Regions from separate parts of the Homo sapiens genome. Here region 2 is linked to region 1. A link is an interaction called in ENCODE POLR2A ChIA-PET data of the cell type or tissue named here. Cell type or tissue: GM12878. All regions are shown on one strand. Links, peaks and the distances in the headings refer to the core of each region. The heading gives the core; the rest is flanking DNA.

The links. ChIA-PET counts read pairs that join two places held together with the same protein. Peaks named below come from ENCODE experiments on the same cell type or tissue, not always from the same donor. Only the 100,000 strongest peaks of a DNase experiment are listed, where the experiment ranks them.
Region 2: POLR2A ChIA-PET joins it to region 1 with 8 read pairs; 3 of 35 experiments call an interaction of 5 or more read pairs at or near these places.

What each region holds. Positions count from the first base shown.
Region 1 is chr2:156,444,503-156,449,891 of GRCh38, forward strand. The region is part of intron 1 of GPD2 (glycerol-3-phosphate dehydrogenase 2); the gene reads left to right. Among named protein-coding and RNA genes, the nearest start is that of GPD2, 11 kb to the left of the region's middle. RefSeq lists an enhancer at 1,515-1,574. In GM12878, for the core only: no CTCF peak of the experiment used is centred there; no DNase peak of the experiment used is centred there; H3K4me3 peaks cover 820 bases; H3K27ac peaks cover 1,307 bases.
Region 2 is chr2:156,358,688-156,364,076 of GRCh38, forward strand. It overlaps LOC124906082 (a long non-coding RNA gene), which reads left to right. Exons shown (of 2, transcript XR_007088691.1): 2 at 2,305-5,389. Among named protein-coding and RNA genes, the nearest start is that of FLJ46875, 19 kb to the left of the region's middle. In GM12878, for the core only: no CTCF peak of the experiment used is centred there; no DNase peak of the experiment used is centred there.

The DNA.
Region 1 (5,389 bases), core at 211-5,210:
AGGAGTTTGAGACCAGCCTGGCCAACGTGGCAAAACCCTGTCTCTACTAAAAATACCAAAATAAGCTAGGCGTGGTGGTGGGTGCCTGTATTCCTAGCTACTCGGGAGGCTGAGGCATGAGAATTGCTTGAAGCTGGGAGGTGGAGGTTGCAGTGAGCGGAGACCACGCCATTGCACTCCAGCCTGGGCAACGGAACAAGACTGTCTCAAAAACAAATACACACACACACACACACACTAACATAATTTTATTTATTATTATTTTTAAAGACAGAGTCTTGCTCTGCTGCCCAGGCAGGAGTGCAGTGGCACATTTATAGCTCACTGCAGCTTTGCACTCCTACGTCACGCGATTCTTCTCCTCAACCTCCTGAGTAGCTAGAATGACAGGTGTGTGCCACCATGCCTGGCTAATTTAAAAAAAATTCTTAGAGACAGTGTCTCACTATGTTGCCCAGGCTGGTCTTGAACTCCTGGCCTCAAGTGATCCTCCTGCCTTTGCCTCAGAAGTGCTGGGATTACAGGCATGAGCCCCTGTGCCTGGCCAGATTCACAGAATTTTAAAATAGGAAGGAGTTTAGCAATTTAACCTAACGTGGTCTTTTTCTTATTAATAATAAACAGCAATGACAAGTATTTATTAAGCAGTTGCCATTTTCTAGGCACTGTGCTGAGTACTTTGTGCACATTTTTTAATGTATCAACAGTGAACCCTGTCATATCAGGGAGCAAAAAGGCACAGAGAAGTTAAGGGACTTAAAGCCATGCATGTGGTTATTTTCTGGTATGGCAGAAACTCCCTTAAAAACTGTTTTAAAAACAATAGAATCGAGAGATAATCCTATTCCTATTTCTGTAATGTATTTCTTGACTTTTGCAACATTGTATTCCACTGCCCAACCATTGAACTGTGCCATTTAACACTTACACTTCCTAATACTTTACCTTGTAGTTCACCAGTTTTCACCAATGATGCTGAACTTGTTTAAATAGTTGCATACATAGCACAGCATGCCTATAATGACATTGCTTATGATTTGACTTGTAGGAATCCACGAAGTTGTTAAAATTTTCTTAGTCTTAATGGATGTAGAAGCAATGTGCAACTTGGTATCAGTCTTCTTTTCTACTCCTATACTTGGGTTTCTGATGGTTATTGTGAAAACGAAAATGATTATGTGTATTGGAGATGTATAAAAATGTATGTTCTCCAGCCTTAGTCATGAGAGAGTTATCTTACCTTTTTCTACACAATACCTTTTTCTATTTCTTGCTGTAGTTTTTTTCAAACTTTCAGCATTTTCTTTGAGTCTTTTATGTCACCCAGGCATTTCTTTATTAAAAGATGATGGTTAGTGGTTAGGGTAGGCTCAACCATCATAACTGAAAGGCCTGAAAATAGATACAAGCTCAAGCACAAGTTTAATTTTTGCTTATATCATGGTCTTTGTTGGTGGATCACTTTCCTTTCAATGATTCAGGCACTCTGGATTCTTCCATTTTATGACTCAGCAATTCCTTAGGGCTTTCTTTTCAACTACAGCCAGCCAGTGGATGGTGAAAGGGAAAGGCAGGAAGCATATCTACTTTCTAAACACACACTTATTTTTTTTGAGATGAGTCTCGCTCTGTTGCCCAGGTTGAGTGCAGTGGGACGATCTCAGCTCACTGCAACCTCTGCCTCCTGGGCTTGAGCGATTCTCCTGCCTCAGCCTCCCAAGTAGCTGGGATTATAGGCATGTGCCACCATGCCCGGCTAATATTTGTATTTTTAGTAGAGATGGGGTTTTGCCATGTTGACCAGGCTGGTCTCGAACTCCTGACCTCAGGCAGTCCGCCCGCCTCAACCTCTCCAAGTGCTGGGATTACAGGTGTGAGCCACTGCGCCTGGCCTTAAACACATAATCTTGAAATGAATGCATTAGTTCTGTTCATATACCATTGGCTGGAAGTCTGTTGTGTAGTGATACTTAGCTGAAAGGGAGATTGGCACATGTAGTCTAGCTGCAAGTCCAGGAAGAAGAGAATATGCATTTTTGATAATGACTTAGCTGTCCCCTTCACAGTGTCCTTGCATTTTTTTTTTTTTTAAGATGGAGTCTGGCTCTGGCACCCAGGCTGGAATGCAGTGGCACGATCTTGGCTCACTGCAACCTCTGCCTCCTGGGTTTAAGCCTCAGCCTCCAGAGTAGCTGGGATTACAGGTACGTGCCACCATGCCTGGCTAATTTTTATATTTTTAGTAGAGACAAGGTTTCACCATGTTGGCCAGGCTGGTCTCGAACTTGTGATTTGCCTGCCTTGGCCTCCCAAAGTGCTGGGATCACAGACATGAGCCACAGCACCCGGCCCTTGCCTTCTATTATTCTGAGAGAATTGAAATAACATGTCAAATCTTAAAATTTTTCTCCTTTCCACATCATTTTTATATCTGAATCCATCAACCCCTCATTAATTCTTGACTTAGAGGTGGTTATCCGAAGTTGATGCTTTCCCCCGTACTCTGGATCCCCCATTCCCTTCAGATGCCTTATTCTATGACATTTTTCTATGCTTACCTGCATGTATTTATTTGTTTGTTTGTGTTGGAGATGCTGAGATGCATTTCAAATATTTACAAGAATGCTCAAGATTCTCCCATTACAAAAACAAACAAGACCAATAACCAACATTGCACCTGTGCCCCATTCTGCCCTCTTGCTACATGCTCTCTTTCTCCTTTCCTTCAAGCTGTTCTTCCTTAAAGTACTTTTTGTGCATTATTTTTCTACTTCTTCACCTTCCATTCCCTCCACAACTGTTGGAATCTGTCTTCGATCTCAGATGAATCTCTCTCTTTTTTTTTTTCCTGAGACAGGGTCTTATCCTGTCACTCAGGCTGGATTGCAGTAGCACAATCATAGTTCATGGCAGCCTTGAACTCCTGGGCTCAAGCGATCCTCCTACGTCAGCCTCCTGAGTGGCTGGGACCCCAGGTTCAGGCCATCATACCTGATTGATTTTTACTTTTTTTATAGAGATGGAGCCTTGCCATGTGGCCCAGGCTGGTCTTGAACTCCTGGGCTTGAGCGATTCTCCCTCCTTAGCCTCCCAAAGTGCTGGGATTACAGGTGTGAGCCTGGCCCAACTCTGCTCTTGTTATGATTATGAGTGTCCTCTTGACTGACAAATCAATGAGATTTTATTATTTAAAATTTCCATGATTCTGCTCATTCTCTTTTCTGTGAAACTGAGTTTTCACTAGGCTACTGTGACATCTTCTCTTGGATTACTCCTTATGGATCTCTCTGCAGGTTCTTTGCCTTGATATTGGAATTCCCAGGGTCTGTCTTTAGTTCACTCTCTTTTCTCTGTTGATGCTTTTTCAACAAGTTCATCAATATCCCTGATTTCAGTCAATCCCAAGTCAACATTCTTGGGCAGACTTATTCGCTGAACTCAGGCATTTCCACTTGCATGTCCCACAGTTGAGTCAGGACCCATAATTTCTTCCTGCTTTCCCATGCTATTCCTTTCCTTATTGACAAATGCCATCATCTTTTCTCTCACTGCCTACATCATCCATCCATTTGTTTGTTAGGTCTATCAATCACCTAATATGTGTCAGCAATTTTCCCTTTTTTTTTTTTTGACTCTTGCTCTGTTGCCCAGGCTGGAGTGCAGTGGCATGATCTCGGCTCATTGCAACCTCCGCCTCCCAGGTACAAGCAATTCTCTGCCTCAGCCTCCCGAGTAGCTGGGATTACAAGCACCTGCCACCATGCCCGGCTAATTGTTTTGTATTTTTAGTAGAGACGGGGTTTCACCATCTTGGTCAGGCTGGTCTTGAGCTCCTGACCTCGTGATCCACCACCTTGGCCTCCCAAAGTGCTGGGATGGGATTACAGGCGTGAGCCACTGCGCCTGGCCTATGTCAGCAATTTTTCTACAAATAAGATTATAGTGGTGTACAAAACAAACACAGTTTCTGTTCTTGTAGAATTATGTTTTAGTGGGGAACAAAGAAATAATAATGCTTAAATAAAGGAGAGACATGAGAAGATAAGAGTTGTATGCATACTTTGGATTTGAATAATTTGGGAAGGCCTCTCTGAGGACTTGACATTTAAGCTGAGTCGTGAATGACTGGAAGGAGCTTGCCATGCAAAGTTGAGGAGCAGAGCATTCCAGGTAGAGGCAGCTGGCCCCAAAACACTAATAGTAATCCTGATTTGACAGACATCAGAAGGCAAATAAATCTGGAACTTAGTGGGTAAGAGTGAGAGGTGTCTGTATTGGTGTCCTGTGGCTGCTGTAACAAATGACCACAAACTTGGTGGCTTAAAACAACAGAAATTTATTCTTTCATCATTCAGGATGCCGGAAATCTGAAGTCAGTTTCACTGTGCCAAAATTAAGGAGTTAGCAGGATGTGCTCCCTTCTGAGGAGTGAATATGGTCCTTAACTCCTTCAGGTTCTGGTGGCTTCTGGCATTCCTTGGCTGTGGCTGCATCACTCCAGTCTCTACTTCTGTGGTCACATCATTGCATTCTCATCTGTATCAAATCACCCTGTCTTCTTCTTACAAAGATGTAAAGTGATTACATTTAGGGTTCCCCCTGGTAATTCAGAATAACCTTTCCCTCTTAAGGTCTTAATTTAATCACATTGGTGAATTTTTTTTTTTCCTTATAACATTCACAGGTTCCAGGGATTAGGATGAGGATATGTTGTGGGCGTCATTATTTAACCTACTGCAGTGAAGGGCTGGATCCTATAGGTCTTTATAATCCAAGGTGAGATGTTTAGATTTCATTCTAGGGTGCTAGAAACCATTAGAGGATTATATGCAGGCAAGAGAAACTGTGTGGTTTTGCTATAAAGTAGTCTTTCTTAATTTCTTCTCACTGTACCTTTCCAAGAAGAAAAATTAAATTAAAATTAATTAATTAAAAACTTAATTTCTCCCCAACAAGAGAGTACTGCTTAAATGCTAAGAAGATTTTGTTGGGTAGAGTTGAAGTTTGGAGGGCCACAGACAATTGTAATATGCAATATTTTTTCACCTGCCAAGAAGCAACTGTGGGTGATATTGCTCTCATTGAGAATACATGCCATCAAAGATTATGCTGGCTGCTACAAGTAAACAGAATATGGGAAGTGGGAGTTAGTTAGTCTGTTTTGGTTGCCCAACCAAGAACTTATTATTGAATGGACAACCATTGTATTAAAGATAGAAAAAAGTGGCCTGGGCGTGGTGGCTTATGCCTGTAATCCCAGCACTTTGGGAGGCTGAGGCGGGTGAATCACATGAGGCCAGGAGTTCGAGACCAGCCTGGCCAATATGGCAAAACTCCATCTCTACTAAATATACAAAAAAAAAAAAGCCGGGCATGGTGGCACATGCCT
Region 2 (5,389 bases), core at 131-5,130, 86 kb before region 1:
GAAGCATAATGAGATAGAGATTAAGATCAAGGGCTTTGTAGTCAGACAGACCTAGTTTTGAAGCTAAACTCTATCCCTTACTGGCTGTCAGTGATGATTTACTTACCTCTAAGATAGGACAGTGGTACCCACTTCGTTGGGTTGTTGTGAGAAATAAATTCATTAATGTTAAGTAATATGAAGGGTCCAATAATTACGAACTGCTATTATTATTTATGTAATTGAAATTATGTAATTCAAACATTTGTAAAATTGAAACATTGCTTTTTATTGGTCTCAAATATAGGTCACATATATTTGTACTTGCACCCTATACAAAGGAAATGTAAACCTAAGTAAACCAAGGATATGTAAAGCATCAAGCCTTATTCAGCTTTGTTTTCCCAACAGTGTATAGCACAGACATATAATCATTGCTAAATCAATGTAGAGTTTTATTCAATCACCATGAAATGTGTTTAATAGAATATATATGTCCCATAAAGTAGAAATAGCTCCAACAAAGAAAAAAGATTTGCACACTAATGTACTTCAGTTGTATTAAACCATTCTTGTGTTTTTCTTCAGTTAAAATCAAATGAAGTATTCTCTTGAAAGATGGGACCATTTCTTTTGTCATCACTGTAACAGAAATCTCACAAGTTATAAGCAATAAACCAGTATCCTAGGGCCTAATTTACTATCAAGAAGAATATTAGATACCTTCAGATGACTAGAAAAGTGTGCCAAATTGTACCCCAGGGGTCTAAAAGACTTCATGTCTTCCTATAAATTACAACCTTGCTTATTATCGGGAAATAATTTAAACATTTGAAGAAGCTGTTTTAATAATATCAACAAAACAGTATCATTAAACAGCAGTTTTTATAATATCAACAGCTTACTATTAAGCTGTTTTAATAATATCAACAAAATATCAAATTGGACCAGAAGTGTGGACCAATTTGGTAGGGGATAATTAATGATGTCGGAGTTAAAAATCTTTCAGAAATGGGCGTGAATACCTGTTATTTAAGAATCATTAAAAATGGGCATCCAAGAAGCCATCTTCAAGTGCAAAGTTTACTTAGCATTTGAGGTAAATTCAATCCAGGGATCTTTTAAAACTGTTAATACAGGTTGAGTTCAAGCCTCTGTCATAATGACTGACTAGTGACTCTAAGTTTGTCTGGTGCAAAACACCAGTCTCTCAAAGAGACAGTTTGATGTCTCACAAAATCTAAAAGTCTGCTTGATTGAAAGCTGTATAATCATTTTTAGATATTAGAGAAAGCCAAATTAACCTCCTTAGCGACTGCATTTTAGGATATAGACATGGACTGAGTAAGAAAATCTTTCCTGTTTCCATATTTACCAGTGCTTGTGTCTTCCTTCTTTAGAAACTCCAAGTGTTTGTACCTTGCCCTTTCCCTCTTAGTTGTAGTCAACTGATTGGAGTCAACAATACGAGCATCCTGGGAAAGAAATGGTCCCAAGCCTCTAGATGAGAGCCGCATCTTGTGTTACACTGGGGCCTCTCAAAAGCAGATATTCTCACCAAAATTTCTGCTCCTGGTCAAGAAGTCACAGCAGTTCCATGTCAAGATCTTTTTTTTTTATCCCTGGCTACGACATCTGGGAGCAGCAGATGTTTGGTAGCTTCACAACTTCTTTCTTAAATGGGCAATCCTCCTTCTCCAGGAGAGTATCAAATACTCCCATTTTAACCATGTTTCTGCTTTTTACCTCACTGATCATCACAAGCCCAAACTCCATTACCAGCTCTGTTTATTACAGAGTCAAATCAGCCAAATTGAATCCACTGCCCATTTTTGTAAATAAAGTTTTACTGGAACACAACTATATCCACTTCTTTACATATCGTCTACAGCTGCTTTCACTCTAAAAACGCAGAGGGTTGGCTTTAGCTCAAGCAGTTAGACTCTCCTCATGCTAGACTCTCCATCTGTCCAATCTCCCCGCTGGGGTCCAAGACCTACAGATGCTTACTGACTCTTTAAAAACTTAATAAATAAATAAAAATTTGTAAAGTAAAAGGCAGAGTTGAGTACTTGAAACGGAGGCCATATGACCCACAAAGCTTAAAATATTTACTATCTTTCCCTTTATTTAAACAATTTGCTGACCCCTAGCCTAGATATTCGTTCTTGCACTACTATGTATATCTACTCATCTGACCTACTCTTTCACTTCTGCCATCCCAACCCCTTCCTCTCAGCCATCTACAGCTGCCAATCCATCATCAACAAGTGTGACTGCATCCTCAACATCATCTTGAATGTTCCCTTTCCTTTCTTGCTCTAGGTAAAACCTGGCTGTGCCCTGTTGAAATCAATTCTGTTGCAGTCATATGCGGTGGAATCTGTTCTTCTTTTGCATCCTACGTAACCAGACCAAGCTGTGGGGTGAGTGCTTTTCTTGTTCTCCAGTGCCATTTTCAGACCTGTTGTCTTCCTGCATCCTTCCAAACCCCAGGCTCTGTTAAAGTTGTGCCATCAGAGTTTTTTGGGTTTCTGTAAAGATGAGATCTCACTATGTTGTCCAGGCTGGTCTTGAACTCCTGGCCTCAAGCAGTCCTCCTGCCTTGGACTCCCAAAGTGCTGAGATTACAGACATGAGCCATCACACCTGGCCCTGTGCCATCAGACTTTGGCACCTATTCCCCTTCCTTGTTGCTGTCATCTAGAGAATTCAGTTAACTTTATTCTTTGATAAATTTAGCACCTGGCTCATTGGGGCTTTTTTCATTATTATTCTGATGTTATTCTCACTCACTTCCTTCTTTCTGACTTCAATGCCCACTCAAATATTACATCTAATACCTTAGACTCCAGTTTCCAGATCCTCCCACCTTACAATAGAATGATATAATTCTTCACCGACCATCAGCTATCCACTCCTGTCTAAGGTCATACTTCTGACCTTGTAATCATCAATAAGTCCATCATCTCCAGTATCTCTAGTACCAGCATCCCATTCTTTGACTATTGTCTTCTATCCTAAAAGCTCACTAAACCAAGAATATCTATACAAACAATATCTTGCCTTTATTAAGACTCTCTAATCTGGTGAGTTTATGACTGAATCACTATCAATCTGTCCTCTTCAGGTACTCCCTTCCTTATTCACTCACCTTAGACTCTGTAATACATTATTAAGCCACTGTTTGATAACACCCTTCACTCCCTTGCCTCTGCCACCCTCCTTCACCTTAGCCGAGCTGCAACCCTCTTATACCCAATGGTCCCCATGCAACAACACAACTGAACACTGGTGAAGACAAAAACGTATGCTTGCTAGCATCACTTTAAATTCTGGCTATAAATCTCAAGTGGGTAGTCAAGAGCAGTATTATTAAACCTGTAGGACTTTTGCATTCCCACTTTCCAAAATGATAATTTCACCTCATGTCTTAACTCCTTAAATCTCCTGACCCATTTTACTGTTCATAGTCTCAGCTTATAACATTGCTTCATAAATCATTGAGAAAATAGAAGTAGTTTGACAAGAATTCCCTCACCTTTCCAATCAAATATTATCTATCCTCCTCACTCTATACCTATTTTCTGCCTGCTCAATTTATTGTAGAGCAACTGTCTCTGCTGCTGTCACTGGTACACTCTCTGGTTTTACTCTGGAATTCATGCCCCCCTCACCTTATTAAAGGTTTTGTTTCTCAATTCTCTGCTCATTCTTCCCTGAATCATCACTTCTTTCCTCAATCACTCCCATTGTCATATACCAGTTCTAATAATTCCTTTCTTACACACACACAAACACACTGACAACTAAAACAATAATAATAGCAAAAAGAGCAGCAAAAAGACCTTCACTTCACCTTCCATCCTTTTCCAGCGGTCTCCTGTGTCTCAGCTTAAATGTTTTCCCAGGGGGTCTTCCTCGTCCACCCATTTAAAAGTAGCAGCTCAGTTATTTTTTATCATATTATTCAATTTGAAGTCTCTTCATTGCATTTATCACTCTCTTATGTGTGTATATGTTAATGTTTGTTTACTGTTTTTCTCCACCTCCCCCCATATTACATAAGCTCTGGGAGTGCAAGTGTCTTCTGTCTTTTCATGTCTGTAATCTCAGCACACATGATAGGCGAAGAAAGTCCTCAATAATAATCTTTGAGTGAGTGAACGAATGAATGAATGAATGACTCTGTGTGTGTGTGTGTGTGTGTGTGTGTGTGTGTGTGTGTGTGTGTGTCTACAACTAGACCATAGGATTCACCAGGGCAAGGACTTTGTGTCTTATAAGTCTTTGTAGTTGGTGTTTAATAAACACTTGTTGCATGAGTGAGTGAATCATTGCTCTAAATGAGCAATAATCTAAAGATAAAAGTTATTAACATGATGTTCCGCTTTTAAAATTTGCATTGGCATTTTTACTTTAACAAAATCAAAATGATTTCTTTTAGGATTATACTAATTCCTTTTAAACTAGTGCTAATTTGTGTGACTTATCCATATGCATCTAAATTAATTTTTCTAACTTTAACTAGAGCTTATAAATAAATAAGTATACATATATGTATGTAGATGGATGGCTATATATACACCTACCCACACATATATAAAACATATGTTAGTCCTGTTCTAAGGATCTGCCAAACTTTCTTGGTAAGACTTGCCAATTGCAATCATGTGACAGGATGACAGTTCTCTTCTCTGGGAGAAGTCCAGACTTCCAGTGTCTGGGACAGAAATAATGTAGACCAAGAAACATATATAGCTGATGATGGATGATTTTTGGCTCTCATAATGTGAGGTTTGGTCTTCTTATTGGGAGACTATGAAAATCATTAGATCAGAAATTATTTTTATTTCTACTCAGTTGAAAGAAGTTTTCCTTCTAGTATTTCTGTATGCAGGCATACTGCAAAGACAATTTGCTTGGTCAATATGGGTTTATACTAAACTCTACAACTCAAAGATAGGATGAGATCCTTTTGCCAGTGTAGCTGTCTTATTTTTATTGGCATAGTGACTGTGTGTCCAAATATACACCAATTATAGATGTTTTCCTGTTGTCAGTAATATGGTACTGTTTAAGAGTGAAGACGTTTTCACTCTCAGGCAAAACTGATTCTGAGGACATGACAGGGATACTTCAGTGATTGCATTTATGCGCACAGAGGAGGTTAACAGTTAGGAATGCTTTCAGTGGTAAGCAACAAAATAATTAGCAGTGCTTCAACAAATTGGGGCTCAGTGGCTCAATGACATAAAGAGTGCCATCTTTGCAATTCCAATGACCTTCCTGTCAAAGTCGAATGATGGCTGCAGTGCAAAAGTGTCCTAGCACACCTGTCCTAGCAAGTGTGCTTTTGCTAGGTCAGGTGTGCTAGAAGCAGGAGGTGGTGTGGACAGGTGAGTTTCTC